Linked DNA regions of Homo sapiens: region 1 is linked to region 2. The links are chromatin loops, found by intact Hi-C in ENCODE. Cell type or tissue: MCF 10A. All regions are shown on one strand. Links, peaks and the distances in the headings refer to the core of each region. The heading gives the core; the rest is flanking DNA.

Region 1 (12,312 bases), core at 2,783-10,782, 270 kb before region 2:
ACATGCAGTGGGTTGTATTACAACAGGGTAATCCAGAAACTTAGTGAACCGGAATCTATTATAATGGGCAGCAAGCATGTATACCCTTTGTTTTCAAGAGAGACACTATATATTCCAAGACTGTTCACAAAGCAAACATACTAGGTAAGATAATTGAGAATAAAGGCTGGGTGTGGTGGCTTATGCCTGTAATCCCAGCACTTTGAGAGGCTGAGGCAGGCGGATCACTTGAGCTCAGATGTTCAAAACCAGCCTGGGCAATGTGGCAAAACCCTGTCTCTACCAAAGATACAGAAAAAATTAGTTGGGCAAGGCGGCATGTGCCTGTGGTCCCAGACACTCAGGAGGCTGAGGCAGGAGGCACACCTGAGCTGGTGGCAGAGGTTGCAGTGTGGAGAGATTGTACCACTGCACTCCAGGCTGGATGACAGTGAGACTCCATACCCCTCTGCCCCCCCACCACCCCCAACAAAGAGAATAAAGACATGCAGACACAAGAGAGATCTGTAGAGATTTTTCCCCCAACAACAATTGCAAATCAATAAGAAGACTAGGATAGATCATTGTGGGAATTTGTTTTTGGCAAATTTAAAGTCATACTAAAGTCAAATGTCTACTTTGCTTATGCATGAGTCTGACTTGTTTTTAAAGTTATTCCAGAAAGTAAGTCTTCCTACTTTAAGTATGTTTTTATCAATAAATACATAACTAAGATCTTATTTTTCCCTGACAATGATAGTAATATTATCATACATGGTCATTATAGAAAATGCTGAGAAGTATAAAGAAAAATATAGAAATCACTTATAATTTCATTACTCAAGAGGTAATAGCTATTAATATATTGGCTTTTAATGCCTCTATATGTATATTTTTAATATACATAACTGAGATTATGTGATGTACTATGTAGTATCATGATAGTTTTGTTTTTTTACATACTAAAAACATTGCTTCAAGTCATGATTTTGAAATTTGAAAACATTACTTGTCTCATTTGTGATTTTAAAAATAATTGCATAATATTCTATCGTGAATATAACCATTTTCAAAACAATTTTTTCAGTGTTAGAAAATTTGCTACCAAATACTATTATGATGAATATTCTGGTACATAAATGCTTCTTAGTGCCTTTGGTTAGATTCCTATGGGAAGAATTATTGGGTTAAGTGTCTAATTTTATTATAAGTTCTTTATCTTTATTGCCTGATCACTTTCAAGAAAGATCACATCAGTTATACACATGGCACAATATTTATGACCACTTTTTTCCCCAACATTTTCATCACAATTGAATATTTTAATTAAAAAAACTTTCAATAGATATTTTTTAAAATATATTTTTTCAACTTATGATTTCTTAGATTATTAGTGAGGAGAAAATATTTTCTTCTGTTAGTTGGTCACTTGTATTTGTTGTTGTGTAAAATATCTGTTCATGTTCTTTGCACATCTTCTGGTAATGTTTTAGTATTTTTCTTAATAAGGGAAAGCTTTCCGATAACATTACATGTAACATTTTGTGTACTAGAATTTTGTGCGCTATTTCTCCAATATATTATTTATTATTAAATTATACTAATGTTATTTTTTGGTGTTTTGAACTTGAAAATTGGCCAGGCATGGTGGCTCATACCTGTAGACCTAATAATTTGGGAGGCCAAGGTGGGAGGATCACTTGAGTTCAGGAGTCCAAAACCAGCCTGGGCAATATGGTGAGACCCCATCTCAAAAAAAAAATTATCTAGTAAAATAATTAACCATTATTCATATGCTTTCTTCTACTGCTTAGAAATTCTTGTCCACCATGGTGGCAGGTGCCTGTAATCCCAGCTACTTAGGAGGCTGAGGCAGGAGAATCTCTTGAGGCAGAGGTTGCAGTGGCCTGAGATCACGCCATTGCACTCTGGCCTGGGAGAGCAATACTTCATCTCAAAAAAAAAAAAAAAAAAAGAAAGAAATTCTTGCCCACTCAGGGGTTAAATATTTACTACATTTTCACATATTTTTTTTTAATATTTAGTTTTTAAAATCTATGCTTCTAAGGGCACCTTGACAGCCAATTTCCCCAACAGTGAGTGAGCTCTACCTTGCTCAATTGTTTGTGGTGGTTTCTTGGTCATTCACTAATGTTATACATTGTAGGGTGTCTATAAAACCTAGTGTTTGAAGTATATTCTTCTTTCCCCTCAGAAATTTATTAGTGAGTGACAATCTTGCTTTGGATACAGGCTACATCTTTATGCTCATCTATTAGGGACTAGCATAGATATATTCAAAATACTTAATTTCATGTATTGATAGGAATAAATAAAATAACAATACTTACTGTAACTCCAACATATGCTCCGGAACCATAACAAAAAATATCTTCCAAAAGGTAACCAACTATTTAAGTGTCAAAACATATTATGATTTTTTTTTGGTCAGTTTCAAGTTTAAACATTTTTAATATGTTGAATTTTGGGGAAGTAAAAAAAATCGTATTCTTCCAGTGTAAAGTAACCTGCTTTAATATTCAGTTGCTACCCATTTAGAGAAGAAAATTGCTCTTCAAATAGCATAATGCATTTTTGTGTGTGTGATACTGGCAAAGGTAGGGAGGATTTAAGAAACATTTTACACTCTTTGGCAGTGGTGTTGATGGGGAGAAATAGAAAAATAAGAAAGGATTGAACTCGTTACTATTTTTTTTTTCCTTCAGCCAGATAATAAAAGGCAAAGCCCGATTTCATACAAAATCAATGGGGGTGAGTTATTTTGACAGAAATTTGCCATCCTTCACTGATCATGTGGTACTCCGGATAATAAATATTTTAAGTCAGTACATTACTGGTAATTTATTAGGTCATATGAAATAATAAAAACAATACAAAAGTCTGGAGATGAAAAAGTCTGGTGAAACAGAAGGTCTATGTAAATGTTCAATATTTTCTAGAGTTTTACTATTAATATTATATATTATTGGAAGAAAAGGAGATGTTTACTAAGTAGAGATGTGCATTTTTATTTCTTTTTAAATTGTCTCTCTCATTATTTTCCTACTAGGCTTATGCTTTTTCTCCTCTAAAAGAAGAAACTCAGAAATGCCTTTTTTTGTTTTAAGTCTGGTTTGTAGTTTTATTTCAATTTCATTTCTATTTCCTTCCAAAGCTAGGCAATACATTCACATCTCTAAGTTCAGATGTTGTTCATGAGGATCAATGCAAAAATTACTTTCTAGGCTGAATGCAGAAATACTTGGGTCTATGAAACTCATTCTCAATAAATTCAAGTTATTATTTTCAAAAAAATCCTAGTGGGTCACCAACTATTGAAGCCAGTGTTGGAGGAACACGACAGCTTACAGGATGCTTGGAATATAAGAGTAGCATGTACTCTGACCTTGGGGAGCCATAGGGGTCTTCAGACAGATCAAGAAGCATCACAAGGAACGGGTCTTTGAAACTAATATATTTCCACAACATTTTGAGGGTGATGATGATTTAGATAATTCCCCTGCCAGGTAGAGAATGAGTGACGCCATTGCAGTGGCTTTGTGGAGAGGTTGGGTCATGATCCTCACGTTGAGGAGTAAGTTGGGCGCTAGGTGCTCCTGAGAAAGCAGCTGTTCCATGTGGTTGAAGCAGAGAGGCAGGGTGGAGGCAAGGTAAAGAGCAGGACTGTAGACTCAGGTTGTCAGAGGCCCATCCTGGCTCTGCCACTCAGCTTGAAATTGTGGAAATCACTTTACCTCTCTCTATTTTAGTTTCTCATTTGTGAAGTGGGTAATAGCACCCATAAGCATTGTTCTGAGGATTAAATGAGCTCATCGTGTAATGCACACATGCATTACATGTATGTAATGTGGATGTATGTAACAGGACATGTGTATGTAGTAGGCACAGTGACTGAGCAGACTAAGACCTTGATATAAATGTTGTGAAATAAATAAAATAAACTTCTTGGGAAAGTTATGAGGGCAGGAAAGGAAGAACCAGGCACATGAGGTCTCCAGAGACCTACAAGGGCCTTAAATGGAGAATTCTGGGTTAGGAAAAGTAGAAAAAAAAATTAGTCCTTAGAAGACTCTGTTGGCTGCAACCAAAGTTTACATTCACTTGACAGAGTGATATAAAACTGTGATTATTGGAATGAAGTGACCTCTGTCTGAGTGTGGAGCATGGATGGGAACGACAATGGTAAAGCTGAGGACAGTGAGAGGGAGAGCTGGGGAGGCCATTTCTTATTTCTCTCTTTACACCCCCGATTTGCTCATGTGTTTTTAGGACACCTCAGATTCCTTTTGAAAGTAGGAGATAAAATACTTTTTTGTTAAGTAAAAAAGAAGTCCAGGTAATAAATAAAACAAGGAAATCCTGGGCAAAGGGATCATGGGCTGAAGAGGAGGAACACTGAGGTAATACTAATGCTTAGGCTGTACACTGACCAAGTGTTGGAGTGCAGCACACACCTCATCTGCAGGTATTGGGCTCAAGGAAAGGGAGTTATAGACAAATTCACCATAGTGGTAGATGAGCAGAGACTCTGAATACATCTGTGAAAACATTTTACTTTTCCTTTAAGTAGAGATGTTTTCAAAATAGTGGGTGATATGATGATATGAGATTAGATGGAAACAGAAAAGAGGAAAGGGGAGTACATGAAGAATTATTTTAATGTTGGGATGGCTTTGTCCACTGCAGCGAACATCCAGAGATGCAGTGACTACCATCTGCCACTGAAAAAGAACCATTGATGGAAGTACTATTTTCAATGATAACTCCTGGTAGCAGTAAAAACATGGTTTTAAATTAAATTTGGAATTTTCCTCCTCAATGCTGCTTCTTCAAAGACAAATGAGCCTCTTACAGTATGTCTAGTTAAATAAAATAATGGATGTGAAAGGCTTTACAAAACATTAATGTGCTATATAAATGGAATGTGTTATCATTGTGTACTGTGTACTAAAAAACATGCAGTAAAAAGATATTATTTTTGTAGACTAAATAGTCAAATATGGGCTGCATGACAGCACTGTGAAGTGAAGTCATAATTGATGAACGACTGTGCCCAGGGAGGGTTGATTTATGTGTGGATGCTAACCTGGAAGAATACTTCTGGTGCAATGTTAAAGGGTGTTTGTCTTGTTTTCTTTCTTTGCCCTTTTCTCACTTAAAGGTTTTCCAGTCAGTTGATGGCATACTTATCAAATTTAATGATAAGACTAGTATGGGGTAGGAAACTAACATATATCAACTTTAGAAAGTATATTGCTATATGAATAAACCAAGCTCAGATAGGCTAGTAACTTGCCCGAGACCACTCATTTAATAGTAGATGGTATTATGTGAGTAACCTAAGACTAGTAACTTGCCCAGTAGAGTGGCAGAGAGCTGGAATTTGAAACTAGGCAACCTGAGTCTAGAGAATGTACATCTAAACCACTTTGCTTAATTATTGATTCATTTACTTAACAAACAAACCGCTCACACTTACATGAGAGACTGATCTGAGCATTATACAACTGTTACTCACTCCTTGTAACAACCCTATGGGGTAGATACTATTATTATTTTCATTTCATTATGGCTTAGAAACTGAGGCACAAGGAAGTTAAATACTCTCCCCAAGGTCACGCAGTTAGTAAGCAGATTGAAACATAGGCAGTCGAGCTGGGGAGTCCATTCCTCTGACCATCATGTTATGCCACCTCTGCTCTATGCTGTGCTCCTTTCAATAATGTGCCCAGCTTCACACAGGTGATCCTGCCCTCTCCTTATACCCTGGGAACCAGGGAGTCTTTGAGGTTTCAAAGGAAGCAGTGAGCATCTATGATTCCGTTGATGCTCTTTTGACCTACCTTGGAGCATCCATGCCTAAAGACATCTTTTGTGATGCCACCAATTCAATCCTAGACTCTTAAATCCTCATCTTTGGTTCTTACTGCCAGATAGCATTCCCCCCTGCATAAAATACATCCTTATTCTCATTACATCTCCCCATAAAACTTTCATCAATTTGAAAATTGTAAAACGCATTCCTTTTTATGCAGACATTTAATCTATGGTTAAATGACAATTGCGCAATATATCCTCCTGCATACCCAAATACCATCCCAACTTGGCACTTTGAAAATAAATTGGCATAGGTTTCGAGGAAATAGAATATTCTCAACCATAGACTTTAGAGGATGCTTATCTGTAAAACAAATTACAGGGCACACTTTGGCTTGATCAACACATCGTACTTAAGAGAGGTTTCAGATAGAACCACCAGCTTAGCAAATGTGATTTGAATTTGTCTGTGGACAAGACACTATGTTCCTTTCTTATGTGAATGGATGAAACCAGAGCTTTCAACCTCTCAGCCTTTCAAACTCTCACTTTCAGAAACACTGAAGTTTAACATATAAAGGTGTTGTTTTTGCTTCACACTCAAATGTTAGATTTTCTGATTTCTTTTGATTGGCTCCAGGTGATGTTAAGTGCAATGAAGAAAATTATCAAAATCAATCTATCTTCAAAGACTTTCTTTGAAATTATAGGATCTGAATCAAAAGGTAAAATAACAGTATTTTTATTCAAAGTTCTCTTCCATGATTTTCATAGCTCTTGCTCTACTAAGGAGCAAGTAAAATTGGTAAAATAGATTTTTTTTCCCTCTTGAAAGGTGATTGTTAGGGCCTTGATATTTTCCAAAGAAATTCAGTATTTCTTAAGCAATCTGACTCTTGCTTACTGGATTTTTAAAGGATTTAATTACCAACTTCAACACATCAGCAAAGTGACTTACATTACGTATTAACAGTAAATGTAGTGCATGAATCATAGCCAAAGAATGCAGCTAACACTGGGAAACATAATACATAACCAACTATAGTCATTAAAAAGTTGAAGTATTAAAGCCTGTCACCAGAGAACTTCCAAGCACTGGAAGACCAATGGTCCTGATCAAAAGTCAAATCCAGTAGAAAACTAGCATATTCTAGGAAGCAAAACAAAATCCAGAGTAATCAAAAATATAATGCTGAAGGTAATGGTTAGTCTTGCTACACAAAATGTGATTGGCAGACTGACAACATTGACTTTTACCCACGAGTTTATTAAAAATGCAGAATTTTAGGCCACACCCCAGACCCTCTGAAGCAGAATCTAATTTTTAGCAGGATCTTCAGGTGATTCATAGGCACATTAAAATTTGGAAAGCACCACTTTAAAGTATTTTTGTTAATGGTATTATGTGAATAATTGTTGTTTTCCAAAAACAGTGTCATACTCAGAGGTAATGGTCATCCTTATTTTACAATGGGGCTATCATCTTATAGTGGGAAAAAATTCTCATACTCTATTGCTTAGGAAAGATAATAACTGATATAGAATTATTTTTCCTGAAGGAGGAAAAGCAGTTATAGGGGAAGGAATAGCAGCTCATCACTTTTAGTAACAACAAATGCCAGCTTGACCTGCATTGTTATTTCACCTTGCACTTCTCATCACATTATGCTGGTGGATTCTTCTCCTTCCTTTCTTATTTTTGAGTCAGAGAAGGAAACTGACCTAGAGGTTGCTGTAGGCATTTAGAAATATGGTTTTCTTTATCAATTCTATTCGATCTGCTGCAGCAGTTCTTACCTGAGTGATTTTAAGAGTTTATCAGTCATGTGACTGTTGAGATACCCAAGCCATCATGCAAGTACCTCTCCCATGACATGATAACTTGTGTTAATAATAAAATGAAGCTGTGATAGGAGATGTGAAACATATAGAAATCAGAGTGGTACCATGAAGGCGTGAGGGAGAAGATGAGGGAGCCAGGACTAAGTGAGGAGAACTGTATCCCTAAGTCACCTGGAAGGTTGTGGAGCAAACAGATCATTAGGCAGCACTAGTGATGGGGAGAAAATGGTCATCAGTCACTCCCTGTTCTTTCTTTGCTGCCTAAAAGCACAGATAATGCCACACATTTTCTTATCTAAGGTCTTGGAGAAGGTTTATGGCAAATTTACCAGGAAAGAAGAAAAGAAGTGGCTTTTTTTTTTTTTTTTTTAATTAAGGCTTAGCATCAGTCTTTAATGCTGTCATGCAGCATTGACAAGTCACACACTTTGGTCTCATGTTGGCAGTGGCAACTTACAGTAAGTCTAAAGGTCTGAGCACCAGACTGGCCTCCAGGGAACAGACATTTGTTCCAACTCCCCCTCCCTCCCCAAGATTTCTTCAGAATTCCATTATGGCCCTATACAAAGAGCAGTGGCTGCTGGGGACAGGTTTTATTTGAGTGTACATCAACTATACATGGAATTATAAAAACATATTTATAGATGTTCCACAGTGCTCCTGTAATCAGAAGCAAAGACCCATTTATGAAAAGGGATTATATCTAGGGCTGTGCAAAATTCAAAAGGATCATATCCCTTTGAAAGAGTCCATAGTCCATGAAACAAAAAATTACCTGGGCCACTGGTAAGCCCCAGGTGTGCCAAGATTGCCTTACAGAAATGGAAAGAGTGTGACCCACAAAGTGAGGACATTCAGCTTCACTAGAGCCAGAGGTCAGGAGGGCCCCTTGATGGGTCCAGGCTCCCAGACTCTCAAGAGAGAGGTGGCTGCACTTGCTGGAGTCACTCACTGGAGGCTGGCTCCCTTGGTGCTGCTGGAAAAAGGGGTATTGCTTGTGGGCACCAGCCAGGCAGTTCTGCAGGAATAGTTTAGGTTCTCAATTTGAGATGGCCAAAGAGAAGACAGAATTCTTCAGGGGAAGAGCAAGACATGGGAGACAAATACAGAATAAGCCAAGAACTGATCATACAACAGAAACGGAGGAGCGTACAGGGTCTGGGAACCAAGACAGCGGGTCGACATTATCTACCAGCCAGAAGCAAAGGGACTCAGAGGGATCAAGTCCAGCTGCTGGTCTGCCTCTTGACCCTGGACGGGGACTGCAGGAGGAGGATGTGGGCCCATCCTGGGAGGGCTGCGGACCCAGTGGGGCAGACTGGAATGCTTTTTCCTGCTGTTCCCACTACCTGATGCCCTATTACTCCAAAACCACCGAAGTCTAGTGTATGACTTTGAAAGATTGTAATATATGCTCTGGAAAACATTCAGCAGTACAAAAGCCCTCCCTGGGCCCTCCCACCCTCTCATGGTCCACAACTGGTAGAAAGATCCAGAAATCCTTGAGCTCTGGATAGGTCCCTGGTCAGTCCTTGGGGAGCTCAGGTAGCTCAGGTAGCTTGAAAGAATCTGCTCAAGTATGGTTCTTGATGTCTGGGGAATCCTTTCGGGGAAGATCACTTCCAATTCAATAATGAGGTCCCCACGTTTCTCTGGCGTTTTGGGGAGGGGAAGGCCTTCTCCACGAACTTTTCGTCGCATGCCAGGCCTGATGGCATCTTTGAACACGACGGGAATGGTCCTGCCGTCCAGAGTGGGGACGTTCACTGTGTGCCACACAGAGCCTCCGGGAGGCTGATCCTGGAAGGATAAATGACATCAGAACCATCTCTCTTAAAGGTATTGTGTGGCTTGTCCTTTAAAACAAAGACGATATCAGCTGGAATGTTGTTGGAGGTCTGGTCTCCTTCTTTGGGGAAGGTGATCTTGGTCCCTTCTTTCCACCCCTTCTTCACTTCGATGGTCAAGATTTTGTCTTCGTTTCGAATGCTCTTTCCGTCGGGGTTTAGCCGCTTGTGGGAGATTTTCATCTTCTTGGTACATCTTCTTGGTACAACCGCTGTAGATCTCTTCAAGGGAGACTCGAAGGTCGTGGGTGACTGGGGGATCTTGCTTCTTTCGGGTGGGCTCTTGGGCAGGGCGGGAGCGGCCAAAGTTCATGTTGGTGAAGCCACCCATTCCCATAGGGAAGCCAGAGAATGGGTCAGCAATGTCCATGACTTCCTCCCCGTTCCGCTGCCCAAAAAAGGCGTCAAACGGATTTTTGCCACCGAAGAACTCAGCAAACATGGCAAGAGGCTCTCCATGGAATGTGTAGCTGAAAGAGGTAGCATTGGCACCACCGCCGCTACCGCCACTGGGGCCGCTGCCCTTTAGGGCTTCCTCCCGGTAGTGGTCGAAGATCTCGCGCTTGCGCGGGTCTCTGAGCACCTCATAGGCCTCGGCGATCTCCTTGAACTTCTCCTCGGCGCCGGGCTCCTTGTTCTTGTCTGGGTGGTAGCGCAGCGCCTGGCGGCGGTAGGCCCGCTTGATCTCCTCGTCTGACGCGCCGCGGGCCAGGCCCAGCGTCTGGTAGTAGTCTTTGCCCACGGCCCCCGCCTGCAGCCCACTGACCTGCTGTCGCCATCCCCCGGCTCCGCCACCGCCCGGTCCCGGACTCTGTATACCCATCCGGCCAGAAGTGCCTGTTATACAAAGAGATCACATTCTTTCTTTAATGGTTAATGACAGTTACAGGAGTAAAGGAGTGCAGTTGGCTTTTTAACCTTAGTTCTCATTTTAGCTGTGACTGGAGAGAACTGCAGTTTCAAAGTCCTGGGTGAGAGTGTCCACAGTGACAATGTCACTAATGCTATAGTCAAATAAGTTGCAACACCATTGCAATCACTTCTTGTCCTGCTTGCAGAGGTTGACATTATAGCTGGGACTTCAGAGGAATCGAAGTTAACTTTGATGGTTGTACATTTTGAATAATATGATTGTCAGGGTCAAACTACCATGCAGCTGTGTAAGCTACACTTTTGTAAATAAAGAAAACGTGGCCAATTCAAACTAAGAATAAGCACCCTATGAATGCTGTTTTAAACCTTTTCTTGCCCTTAGAAGATTCACATTCACAATTCACTTCTCCTTCATGCCACCATCATCTCTTTTCCGCACTGTTCTTGTCTGTCCTGTTGCTGTGGTCTTCTAACTGGACTCTCAGATTCCATGCTTACCATCTCTTGTCTATCTTTTACACAGCAGTTGTAGTATTCATCTCAAAATGTAGTTAGGTTATGCCACTTCTCTGCTCCAAAACTTCCAGAGTGTTCTTATCTCATCCAAAGGAAATCCCAAATTCTATCTCTGTCAGACAAGCCCTGAGAATGTGGCAGGACACCCTCTGCCTGGGCCAACTCTCTGGTATCCATCTCCTGCCTCCTTCACCTTTGCCCAGCCATCTAGCCTTCTTTCTCCACCCATACTAGACAGGTCTTGCCTCAGGGTCTCTGCTTGGATTATAAGTCTCAAAGATACACACTTAATTTACCCTTCACTTACTTTAGGTGTCTGCTCAAAAGTTATCTTACCAGCCAGGTGCAGTGGCTCATGCCTGTAATCACAGGACTTTGGGAAGCCAAGGCAGAAGGATGGCTTGAGCCTAGGAACTTGAGACCAGCTTGGGCAACATAGTGAGACCCTGTCTCTACAAAAAATAGAAAAATAAGCCAGACGTGGTGGCCCGTGCCTGTAGTCCCAGTTACTCGGGTGGCTGAGGCAGAAGGGAACACCTGAATCTGGGAGGTGGAGGCTGCAGTGAGCCACTATTGTGCCACTGCACTGCACTCCAGCCTGGGCGACAGAGTGAGACCCCATTTCAAAAAACAAAGTTGCTTTATTGAGGAAATTCCTCTGAACACTTCCTATAACCCCTATGCTCCAATACTTACATAATTTTAAACCATGTAATACACTATACTTTTTTTTAATGTTTGTCTTCCCCAGCTAGAATATAACCGTGAGAGTCGACATCTTGTTTTGTTCACTTCTGTCTTCTCAGTGCTCCAGAGTGCCAGACATATATTAAGAGAAGTGCTCAGTTAATATTTGTGAATAGATGATTTTCAAGGATTGTTTATGCACCTGGTACTCTGGCCATTTACTCACTCTCCTTGGCTCACAAGCACTTTTGTACCTTCTTGCTTTTGTTGAGATCCTTCCTCTGTTCCTTTCTGCTTTCTCAAAGCTGCATGTTCAAGTCTCACCTTTGCTTCAGGTCTCACCTGAAACCTTCCTTCATTCTATTCTCAAAGCTGAACATGTCTCTCCTCTGGTCCCCCCAGAACTATCCGTGTTCCCTGTGTCTCTGTTTTGCACTAGAATGATTCCTCTTCATGAACTGGAAGCTTCCAAAGGTGGAACTCTGTCTGATTTATCTTTAGCCCCTGACACCCCCATCTCCACTCCACCTCCCCCCATCCCACAGAATCTACTTCTTGTATACAAAGAAGATACTGAATGAACATTTGGTCAATAAATATTGCTGAATAGATTTACCTTACTGTGACAATATTGATTTGATGGTGCAGCACTTGGGTAAGAAATGGTAGTAGAGTGCTCTCATAATTCTGTGCTTTTTTTTCCCCACCAAATTTCCCCTGATGACTTTTT
Region 2 (12,312 bases), core at 2,953-10,952:
TGCTTTTATTTCTCTCCACTGGGAAAATTATTTTCACATTAGGAAGGACAGCACCATCAAGAGGTAATTGAAGCACAAAATAAGAGCAAAGATTATGAGAGCATTTTGTCTGTTTAAATGAATGTAGCAGTCCAAACACTGATGAATTACATTTGAAAGGTGAAACAAATCATTCTGGGTAATCACTGGGAAATGATGGTGAACAGAGTAAATCCCACAAGATCAGAGATGAACAAATGACCAATTTTCAAAAATGGATAAAAGTCAAAGTATAGAATCCAAAGATTTATGAGACTGTTATTCAACCCTGGACAATTTCATAAAAAGTTTTGCCAAACTAGTAGTTTGGAACTTCTAGTAAGTGGTGAGCATGCTGCATGCCAAACGAATCTCATTATTTCATGAGGTCTATCATTATATAAATCACACTTTAAAAATGCTCATGCTGCTCCCTTTAACTATGATGGAGAATGTGGGTTGAATGCTAGAATCTTTAATGAATTTGTAGCTATAGAAGAGCCCTACTTTAGGGATTCTAATTGTAAATCTGTAGGAAGGAGTCTAGAGAGGTAGCTTTCATCCTTGGCTCTGCTCCATTCAGTTCAACACTTTTTTTCTTTTTTCAGCAACGTCTTAGCTGAAAACTAAATGGCTTCCTTATCAACAAGGTAGTTGACTCAAAGCTGGAAAAAACTGACTGCTATCTTTGACACCAGACACAGAATTTTAAATGATCTTGACAGGTTAAAGGGATGAGGCAAAGCCAGCATAATGAAATTTAACTGGGATAAGGGATGAGACAATACCAAAATAATAAAATTTAACTGAGATAAATGAAAAATCTTAGATTTGTGTTGAGATGACAATTATACACATTGAGGACAGAAGATGTTTTCTTGACAGCAATTTGTTTGACAAGAACATGGGAGTTTTAATCGAGCTTTATAAACTTTACTGAGATAACATGTGGAGGGTCCTTATGGTGCCTGGCAGATACAGGCACTCATTAAATCATTATTTGTTGAAGCTCACTATGAGCTAACCACATAATCTGGCTGCTAAAGTTGTAGGCTGAATTATAGGAATGTGGTGTCCGCACCGAGGGAGATGATATTTCTACCACATTCTGTACTGGTCAGATCATTCACACAGTATTCTGCTCAGTTCTGGGTTCCACATTGAAAGAAATAGACTGATAAGAATGAGCAGCATTTAAAAAGAGGATGACCAGAATGGAGCCATATAAAAAAAACACAACGTGGGGGTGAAAGGTCGGTGAGGTTCACCATGATAAGAGAATGCTGAGGGTGAGCACCGTATCAACATTTCAAGGATTGGCATGTAGAAGAAAAAAAAATAGTACTCCAATTCCACAGGCAGAGGTAAGAGTGAAGTGGAAAGAATATTTCAGCTCAAAACAAGAAAATTTTCTAATAATTTCAATTTTTCAACAAGGAAAAACACCATGTCATGAAGTCATGAGCTTGCACGTATTTTAGCCACAGGCAGGACAGGGGGAATGATGTAGAGTTGATTTCTGAATAGGGCAGGAAGCTGGTCAATGGCTCCTATAGTTTCTGCCAAGTTAATTCAATAACTATTTATGGAGCATTTACTATGTGAAAAGCATTTTACCCCTTTCTGGGTATACAAAAGTGAGTGGGATGGAGTCTTTATCCTAAATATGCTTATGATCTTATAATGGAGCTAAGGTATGTACTCCATTAATTTTAAGGCTCAAAACTTATAGGTATGTCCTCTAAGAACCGAGAGGGTCCTGGAACCAGAGAAGGTGAAGGCTGTTAGAACTGTAGGAATATTATAAGCATATTGGCCAGGCGCGGTGGCTCACGGCTATAATCCTAGCACTCTGGGAGGCTGAGGCAGGTGGATCAGTTGAGGTCAGGAGTTCGAGACCAGCCTGGCCAACATGGTGTAATCCTGTCTCTACTAAAAATACAAAAATTAGCCGGGCATGGTGGTGCATGCCTGTAATCCCAGTTACTCCAGAGGCTGAAGCAGTGGAATCGTTTGAGCCCAAAAGTCGGAGGTTGCAGTGAGCTGAGATTTTGCCACTGCACTCCAGGCTGGGCGACAGAGTGAGACTCCGTCTCAAAAAAGAAAAAAAAAAAAAAAAAAAAGAAGTGTAGAAGTATTTCATAGAGCTAGGTCTCAAACATGCATTTGACTTTTATTATTATTTAGTAAAATAATTCCAGGTAGATGGGAACATTGTTAACAAAGCTACTAAGCTAAGAGAAACCCTGAACAGAAAGTTGTTTAGTTTGGATAAAACACAATGGTAAAGAGGAAGCATGAAAGAGAGGGCTTTGAAAGCTATGCCCCATCTTTAGAGGCAGGAAGGATCCACAGCACATGTTGGAGTGTGAAATTACCATGATTGAATTTATGTTTTAGGAATTGGCAGAAGTGGATAAGTTGGACAAAACAGGTGTATTAGAAAGAAGGTGACCAAAATCGAAACAACTAAGGATATTTGTATTTATTACAAACTGTCTATATTCCAGGGCACTAGGTTGAGGCTCTTTACAAATAACATCTCCTTCAATCCTCCTAGGCTTATATGGGAAAATTTAACTAAAAAATGATATAGAATCAAGTATATATTATCACATTATGATAATATATGCCACTGTATCACACTGTAATTTTCAGTGTGATAAAGACTTTACAGAAAAAATAAGAAAATAATCCATTAGAATATTTTTTAAAGACCCTCTTTGGGAAGTCAAAGAGGGAATGAAAGAGTTTGATGTGTGTTTTCATTATATCTAGGATCAAAATGAGATCTTATTTTAAAATGTAGTTTGTAAATTCTTGGCACTCTGTGAACGTTAGGTATCATATGTTTGTTACATGTAGATTTAAATCTTGGATTCTCCTAGAAGCAAAGAACTCAATCTGGCATATTGAGGTGACTTTGGTGAATAAATTAGTTCTCAGTGGGCCAAATGTAGTGCCTTTTGGTTTGAAGATCTGGCATATTTTTCAACATTGAAGATGACACCATTTTTTTTTCTTATTCTAAACCCATGAAGGAGTACATATACATTAATCTTTATAAAAAAGTTACACAAATTTCTCGTTGTTATAGATGCTAAAATTTTATCTGAAGATTGGCAAACGATGGGAGTAGCAATTAGCCAATTCTTTTACTGGACATTATGGAATTACGGAATCCCATAATGACTGGAATTATGGAATTATGGACTGGAATTATGAATTATGGAAGGCTGGAATTATGTAAAATTCTCTTGTGAACCATAAAGAAGTGTTAACTAAAAATATCCATGGCCTGGAATGCAGGTACTGATAGGAAGGTTTTATTAGGTTGGTACCTGGGATCTATGAAACGCAGACTATACCTACAGATTGAAGAAGCTATCATTTATTAAAAGCTACCACTGATCTAACACAGTGGACTGCTTCATATTCATACACCTGTGAATAAGGAAATGTAATAAGATTCCAACCAGATTCCAACCAACAAATCCCTAATTGATCAGTTTTTAGCCTGCTTATGAAGGACAACTCTACATAAAGCCCTATAAAAGATCCCAAACTAGTTGCTGACAGTAGTTCTTTTGTGTTCCACTAGCTGATTAAACATATTACTTGCCCACATTTAAAAATTAGGAGGTTTTGCAGAAAAATATTTCATGGAAACATGTTCAGCTTCCCATGAAAAATCAGATCTAGCATGTATGGATTCAAATTCATGCAGGACAACTATTAGAGAAATTAACTTGCTGCTGCTCATTTAGACAAAGCATGAGCTCTTTAGTCTACGTAAAACTCACCAGCCCCTACTACTCCTGAATTTTTTTTTAACAACTATATTGTTCACTTATTTGCCTGATCTATTTATCTAATCTAATCTTGATCTGTTTATCTAATTTAATGTTAGCAGCAGAACTGGGCATTTGAAAGCTGCTCAAATTCTACCCTGAAAGAGTGGTCTACTGCTCAGCACTACAGCAAATTTGACACACCAATTGCTTCTGGTGTATGCGGGCTATTGCATCCTCTTTGATTAATTTTTCTCCTAATAAAAAGTGCAAAAACTAACAAAAGTCAGCCTTCTATATTTATAAATTATTTATTTATTTATGCAAACCCATATGAAAAAATTAAATTCCTCAGTGAGTAACTATAATTGTATTTGTTGTGAACTTCCATGACAAAATTTGCCTAATTTACATATATTGCAAATTTGGTATTTATTCATTTTTTTAATATCATGGATGGCTAGACAGTCACATAATAAATATGCTTTTACCTTGCATCAGTTGAACTTCAAGAAAAATTAATTACATTCATCATTTCCTGATTTCTTTCTTTCTGTAATTTGAGTATCCCCATGACAACCACACATTTTCGTTAACTTCTGAGTAGCAGAGGCACCTTCCTGTAGCATTCCCTGCATTTACCAAGTGGTTTATTTGAAGGATATAAGACCTATACTCTCTTCTCAGTGATATTTTTAATAGTTACTTTTAATTTAGAATGTAAAATCTTTTGCACATACAGCGGTTTATTTTTGCCTGACTTTTTACTTCATAATGTCATGCTCTTAGGCCAGTCTTTATTCCATTTAACCATTTATTAGCTATGTGTTCATTCACACAAGTGGTTACACTACAAAAATAACACTGCAAGTATTACTGGGTTATTTTAAAACTGTGGTGGATATCAAAACACTTACAAAATCATAAGTCTTCATTTATGTGGTAAGAAAAACATAATTTCTATTTTTTGAAATCTGCGTTCAAGTACTTGAAAGACAACAAGGATAACTTATTCCTAAGAGCCCACAGTCCTTCCCACATCGTCGCCATCACCATCACTCTCCCCATTTTCTGATTTCATTTCTCAAATATCACCTGGGAAGTTTTTACCTCCTTTTTCTTTATTTTAATGATTAGTATGAAAGATTAATTTTTCCTCATTGCCAAGGGCATGATATTGGAGAACAGGTAAATAGATTTATCTGATGCTTTAAAAATTTTGATTCTACTGCTTTTCATCTTCTAGTCTCATCCAGACTCATACTCATCCCATACCCATCTCTAAGTATCACGCTCTATTTGTCCAATAATGTTAGAGCAGAGATAGGAGCCATCTTTAGCAATTTTAGCTTACCTAGCCCTTATCCAGCAATATTTTTACTGAATTGTCTAGCTTTATTCTGTCCTTTATTTTGTAGACAACCATAGAATTGGCTAAATTAATGTGTGTGCAAGTACGTTTTAACATTCATCTGATAGTACTTTAAATCTTGTTCCTGAATGAGCAAAAGCAAATGACAAAAGGTTAAATAACTTATTTAAATGTAATAACAACAAGTGCAGGGTTGTTTGGCTTTTATTAAGTTTTTTATGTTACCTTTTTCAAACAGAAGATAATGTTCCTGTACATGCTGAGAACAGGTGGTTTAACATACAAAGTTACAGTCACTAGTGGGATCATATCTAACTTGACTTAGTAGACTTCAACTCTTCTGATAAAATGATTAAAGTGATTAAAGGCCAAATCATAACTAATTTAATGTAAGATTTGGGAGTTTTCTAACATTTTCAAAAAAATACAAATCTGGGAGATTTTTGAGTAAACATTATTTGTTGATATACTTGAAACAAATAGGTATTTTATTCTGAGATATTTTCCCATTTTGGGGAAAACTGAACATACATTTTTAACAGAAAAACAAAATTTTCTAAGGATGTAAATATGCATATTATATAGTGCTAGTCCTAGTACACAAGGAACACTAAATTATATAACAATATCTTACATTATTAATTACTTATTAACTTTATTAAGTACAAGAAATTTGATCTTGATTCCTTTGAAAAGTAACTAATTTTGCAACATTATCATTAGAAAATACATACTTGTGTTTATAAAATTCTGATTATGTATTCTATAAATTCAGTAACGAATGTCACGAATCTTCATTGTATATAAGAACTTTTAAATATGTGTGCATTTCTTTTTACAGTAAAATGCTGAGCTGAAAAGAGACAGCAATATAGAAGTATATGGTAACACAGAGTACCCATTTTTAAGTAAAATTTTATTTCAAGTAAGCAATTCCTTGGCAGTAGCAAGGAATTAAAAGTCTATATTATACTAGGAATCAGAGATTTTAATTAATACAATGTAACGTTTTGAAAGTATGTCCACTACATGATAAAAAAAATGACAAAGCATTCATCTTAAATAATCTTTTGGGGATGGCTCTTCTGCATAATTGAAAAAACATGAGTAAATTTCTGTGTGAGAAGAACAGAGTCATGGCTAAGGTCACAGATTCTAGGCACAGATTACTCACTTTAAATACTGTACTGTCAACTTACTAGGCACGCAGTCTTGGGAAAGTTATTTAACTTCTCTGTGCCTCAGTTTTCATCGGTATATTTTAGGGTTGCCACAATGATTCAATGTTTTATTCTACTTATAGAACTTAGAATAGTGAGCAACATCTTGCAAGCACCATATAAACTTGTTCTTACCATGTCAATGTGGCACTTCCAGAAGATGAAGCCCTTTTGAAGACACAAAAAGAAAAAAAACTGAAAAGCAACTTAATTGCTTCAGTGAACTGATTAACTAAGCATATCACACTCAAATGTTAGCAGGTGAGGAAATAGAGCACGTTTACTCCTGTGTTTACTATCACAAGACAGGCAGGAGAATCACCTCATGCAGGCAGGAAAAAAAACACCATAAAAATATTCACAAAAATATAAATATCACAAAAGACAAAATAACTGACATCCTGCCACCATGCTAGGTTCCATCTCTATGACAACTGCAAAAAATTTTTTAAAAGTCTTTCTAGTTAGGAGAAAATGGATTATTCTCAGAACATAGGCTACTGGCCAATAAAAACATTGTGGAAAAAGAACTGACAGAAACTCCAGGTTTGATTTTTAAAGAGTTCCTCTGACATTTGATTTATTTTAAATATTGGGCTAGATTAAAATATGCCAGGAAATGGGTGTGGAGGGGAGGAAGAGATCTGAGACTAGAAAAATTAATGACCTAAAAATATTGTAATTAATTTTTCACATTGGCTTTAAGTGATAATTATTTTAGATTTTTAGAGTCTAATGACAGCATTTTCCCTAAAGCCCAATTTGCAAGCTCTTCTCCCCAAGTGTCTGCTTAGTCATCAGCTTAGTCATGTGAACTGCTACATTTCTGATTCATTGAGAGAATGTGAATATCCTATTTTCTGAATTTGTAAGCTTTATAGAGGCCCATAGAAACAGCCTATAGTGTGTGTGTATGTGTGTGTGTGTAAGTTATTCTCCAATTGCACATTTTCTAACAACTCTTTTAAATCTAAGAAAAGAAAAAATATATTCCAACAAACCATACATAAAAATACTGGCCAGAGAAACTTGCATAAGAGCACCCAGAGCCATATTCATGGCTTAGTGATTACACTCTTGAACAATTTTCCCCATTTACAGGCTTACAGCGTAAGCTAAGCAATACTGGTTGTCTATGAGTCTGCAGGGGAATTTTTTATTTGGAAAGTTCAAAGGAAAAATTGTAACTATAATAAAACATAAACATTTCAGTTTTAGTTTTCAAGACTTCATACACAGCTTTTATTTTTAACCATAGTAATACATTAAAAGGCATAATTAAAATACTCAGTCTATAAATAGATGACAACTGCACTTTACTTTAGCCTTCTGCTTTCTTGGGTCACTCTTCTTTTTAAGTGGCTTTTAAGACTCCCCTTTCCAGAATTATTGATATGAGTAGTCATAAGAAGAAACAGGAACTCTTGTAGATATAGTGAAAATATGGACTGGCATCTACTAGTTAAACTGAAGATTAAATCACAGTGGGTATATATAAATTCAGATAGACACAGTGAGCTAGAAGTAGCAGACAGTAGTCCACTTATAATGATAAACAATACACTTCAGTTATCTTCCTTTATGTTTTATTTTCTCTTTTTTTTATTATACTTTAAGTTTTAGGGTACATGTGCATAATGTGCAGGTTTGTTACATATGTATACATGTGCCATGTTGGTGTGCTGCACCCATTAACTCGTCATTTACGTTAGGTATATCTCCTAATGCTATCCCTCCCCACTCCCCCCACCCCACAACAGGCCCCGGTGTGTGATGTTCCCCTTACTGTGTCCAAGTGTTCTCATTGTTCAATTCCCACCTATGAGTGAGAACATGCAGTGTTTGGTTTTTTGTCCTTGTGACAGTTTGCTGAGAATGATGGTTTCCATTTTCAACAAACGTTAAAAAAAATTAATACCCAATTGTGCTACATCTACTTGCAATTTCAACTAACCCTTTCATCTTACTATAATCAACCCCAAACATTTGACTGGGGCTCAGTGGAAGCATTTACTTGACTTTCAACATGATAGCCATTAGCTATTGGATGGCTATGATTTTTCATGCAGCATGCAGTTTGCTTTTTTTCCCCCTTATATCCCCAAGGTACAAATAAATAGATACAGTAGTGTATTAACATCTGTTTTACAAAACTGCTTCAGTTGTGATATATATTTTTAATATAATAAACTGACTGCATTATGATGAACAATTCTAGAATGAATAAACTCATAAAAATTCATTGGTAATGCCTGTTCCTCAATTAAGGAAAGTCTGTCTATTGAGCTTAGGAGAATTGCTTGTAATGAGTGGAAAGCTCAATCATGTGTCCCACAATCACTGCAGCTAATGCTTACATTTAGGTTGCACAGAGTATCAATTTGGGCTATATTTCAAGGACAAGCTCCACTAACCTTTCTGCTCTTTTCCTCAGCAGTGATACACTGGTTCACTCAAAAAGAAAAAGCCTGGTTTTTAAGATCCTGTTACTAATCCATTTAGAAAAGCAGCAGTGTTGTTTGTTCAAATATAACATGCATTTTGAAGAGAAAGTGTTGGATCTGAAAGGTTTCATATTTTCCACAATAATATGACTATCACAGAAGGGAAAGGCAAGGTTTTCAGATATTATAATGATATACTTGATCGACAGTCCATGGAGAAAGTTGAGATTTCTGTTCCCCTAGGTTTGCATTCCTCTTCCTTGTCCTTCTTTCCACACTTGACATGCTACAGAATTTTGACAACTGAAGAACATCTCTGGAGTACTTATTACTTTGCTTGTGAACTCCTTGGCCTAAGTAGGGCTGTGTGATATGTCATTGACTATCAGAAGGCCCTTAAACTGTTTACTCTTCGTTAATATTGAAGAATGCTACAGTGAGTGATCTGAGGAAGTCCAAGTGGCCAAAGGACACATTTTAAATTTGTTTTGTTCCAAGGCATTACACAGTAAAAGCATAGTGCAAAATTAATCTGGCCAGCAGGAGAGTGCAGGTTACACAAAGCATCTGCTGGCTGCCTCTGGAATAAAAACACTGCATTTGTCTAGACTTTATTTACGATTCATTTTTGGCATAACTAGTTGTTACTGCTGAAAGCCAAATTATAGCAGCCTTGTGTAACAGATTACCTCAAAAGAAGACAAATTCTAAAGTGGAATTTTTTTTAAATTTTTAAACAAATGTATTTTTAGACTATCTTCTGTGTCCAGGAGGTCCCTAAGTCCCACAGCATTTTCAGCATTTTTAGAATGACAAGAAAACCACAAAGAGAGGCGAGAAGAAACAAGAGAATGGCTTATTTTTTCCCCATTTCCCTCAGTCACAAGCTACCAATCACTTAGTGACTACAATATTCAGGCCTTTAATTTTGCATTCAACTGCTGTTCATTGTCTGATAGGTTTTGTTGGATTGGGAAGTCGGATGGTTCATGCCTAGGGCCTCAAGAGGAAGGGAGCTGCGTCCCTCAGAATGACGTTCAGTGAAAGCTTTCTCTAGAAGCACTTGGTAGTCTGATGAGTGTATTTCAGCTTCACAGCAACATGTTTTCTTTTGCTATTTCATTTGCACAAAAAGCAAGCAGTGCTCTTCTGCCTCCAAAAATATGTACGAGTGGGTGTGTATACAAGAATGAGAGAGACAAGCATAGTGAGGGGGGAGGAAGAAGGAATTGAAAAAATAGCTCCAATTATGCTTTTTCTATTCTTCAAATTTCATTTGGATCTCTTCTATAGGAGAGCTGTGCTGATTAAAGACTTCTGGGGGATTTTTAATATTTGAAGCAATGGAGCTTTGAACTCAGAACATGGAAAGGGAATATTAGATGTACATTTAATAGAAAAGCTGCCTTAAATATGAAGTTCAGAGTATAAACTTAGTTTGTGAATTTTTTCACACTTACACTATGCACATGAGCTCTAAATTAAAGCTTATGGTAATGATAGTAATGGTTATACTACTGTCTGCCTTAAGAACAGTAAATAACCTGTGATGAAATATGTTGGAGTCACACATTCTAAAGACAGAAGAGTGTAATAAGAAGTCTATCTTACACGTACCATTACATATTTTCATACAATTTCTTGATGAAGGGATTGACTTGTTTATTGTTAAACACACAATTCCATGAAGGCAAAATATTATATAACTTCCTGGCTAACTTTCAACTATAATAATTTAATATCTCAGTAACTTTATTAAGTGCAACTTCTATCTAACATTAGTTTAGAAGGCCCATTATACAGCAATTCTTTGTAAGGCTCTGGAAACCAATGTTTTGTTGCCAGGCACTATTTAGAACTGATATTAATAAGTTCCACTTGTGATTTTTGAGACATATCTTGTTCATTTATATACATCATTTTAAAATTAATTAAAATATAACTAACAAGTGAACAAATAAAACACACAAGATGTTTTAGATTTTTTAAATTTGTATTTTTCCTCAACGGAAACTTAGTTACCATATTCCTCTAAAAAAATATACAAACAAGGATAGTGACACACAAGAATTGTTATTAAAATAATCAGGCTGACGTTGACAAAAGAACAGAAGGAAACTGTTAGTAGCCAGATGTCAGCCATGCCCCTAACAATATGGGCCAGTGTGGGGTGTTTCACAATTCACTTGTATCAAGCCTTGATCTACAATCTTGGAGAAACATTCACCGCTCAGCCCAACACTGTCCAGTTGAATGCTTTTTACAATGTTAAGAAACAAACCTAAGGAACAGAAACTAAAATCAGGGATGTTTTTGGTGGATGCTTTAGTGCACAACTCTGCAGTAATGCATAGAACAGGTGCATCCAGGCCCTGCACTACATCCTATGTTCTTTATTCCACTATCAGTTCTCTTCTGGTTTGGGTTACTTTTCCTAAAGTGTCTCATACTTGAGGCATCAAGAGTGCTTCCAAAGCACATACTCCTAGGTCCAAGCAGAGGACACTTCATGTTTTTTTTTTTTTTTACATTCAGTTCTAACTTCTCAGGGAACAAATGGAGGATGGGAGCCAGAATTTCCACCCTAGTACATTTCTCCTCCCAGCCTCTTCTTTGTCTTTGAAAAGTTTGAGTTTAGCATGTCAAGTTTACATTTTCATTCTCTGTGGTTGGAGATGAGGTGGGTCACACATTTCATATGAGTTTTTCTCCCTTAGAAAGGATTCATTACTTTGGTGATATGGTTTGGTTCTGTGTCCCCACTCAAATCTCATCTCGAATTGTAATCCCTATAATCCCCATGTGTCGAGGGAGGTACCATATGGGAGGTGATTGGATCATGGGGGCATTTTCCCCCATGCTGTTCTCAAAATAGTGAGTGAGTTCTCATAAGATCTGATGGTTTTATAAGGCAGTTTTCCTCAATCTTGCTCACTCTCTCTCATCTGCTACCATGTAAGACATGCCTCTTCCCCTTCCACCATGATTGTAAGTTTCCTGAGGCCTCCCCAGCCATGAGGAACTGTGAGTTAATTAAACCTCTTTTATTTATAAATTACCCTGTCTCAAGTATGTCTTTATAGCAGTGTGAAAACAAACTAATACACTTGGTTAAGAATATGGGCATCAGTTACTTTTTAAAAACTCTCCACATAATTCTAATATCTAGTAACTTTTGAGAACCATTGGTCTGCTACTGTTTTAAGATGATCACCATGGCTGTAGTATGTATAACTGTTTAGAAAAATCAAGAGTTGCATTTTCACATGTTCATTTGGAGATGTCTGAACCTGAATCTAAGAGCAACTATGTTGATTAAGAAACTCTAAGGGAAAATTGGGAAAGACGAGTTTGCTTTTGTTTGTTTATTTGTTTGTTTTTTTAACCAGTGACTATCAAGAGCGTGATGGTTAGAATTTTGAGGTAAATTTCCAAGTTTAGTCCCCCAGACTAGAAGTGTAAACAGG

What was found. A loop is a pair of places that touch in the nucleus more often than their neighbours do. Peaks named below come from ENCODE experiments on the same cell type or tissue, not always from the same donor. Only the 100,000 strongest peaks of a DNase experiment are listed, where the experiment ranks them.
Region 1: it touches region 2 in a loop (3-fold over the local background); 2 of 110 quality-filtered maps call a loop at or near these places.

What each region holds. Positions count from the first base shown.
Region 1 is chr2:191,871,958-191,884,269 of GRCh38, forward strand. All of the region lies in intron 1 of CAVIN2-AS1 (CAVIN2 and TMEFF2 antisense RNA 1), which reads left to right. It also overlaps the pseudogene DNAJB1P1. Among named protein-coding and RNA genes, the nearest start is that of CAVIN2, 31 kb to the left of the region's middle. In MCF 10A, for the core only: no CTCF peak of the experiment used is centred there; a DNase peak (open chromatin) is centred at 6,824.
Region 2 is chr2:192,139,339-192,151,650 of GRCh38, forward strand. The region is part of intron 4 of TMEFF2 (transmembrane protein with EGF like and two follistatin like domains 2); the gene reads right to left. Among named protein-coding and RNA genes, the nearest start is that of TMEFF2, 49 kb to the right of the region's middle. In MCF 10A, for the core only: no CTCF peak of the experiment used is centred there; a DNase peak (open chromatin) is centred at 7,193.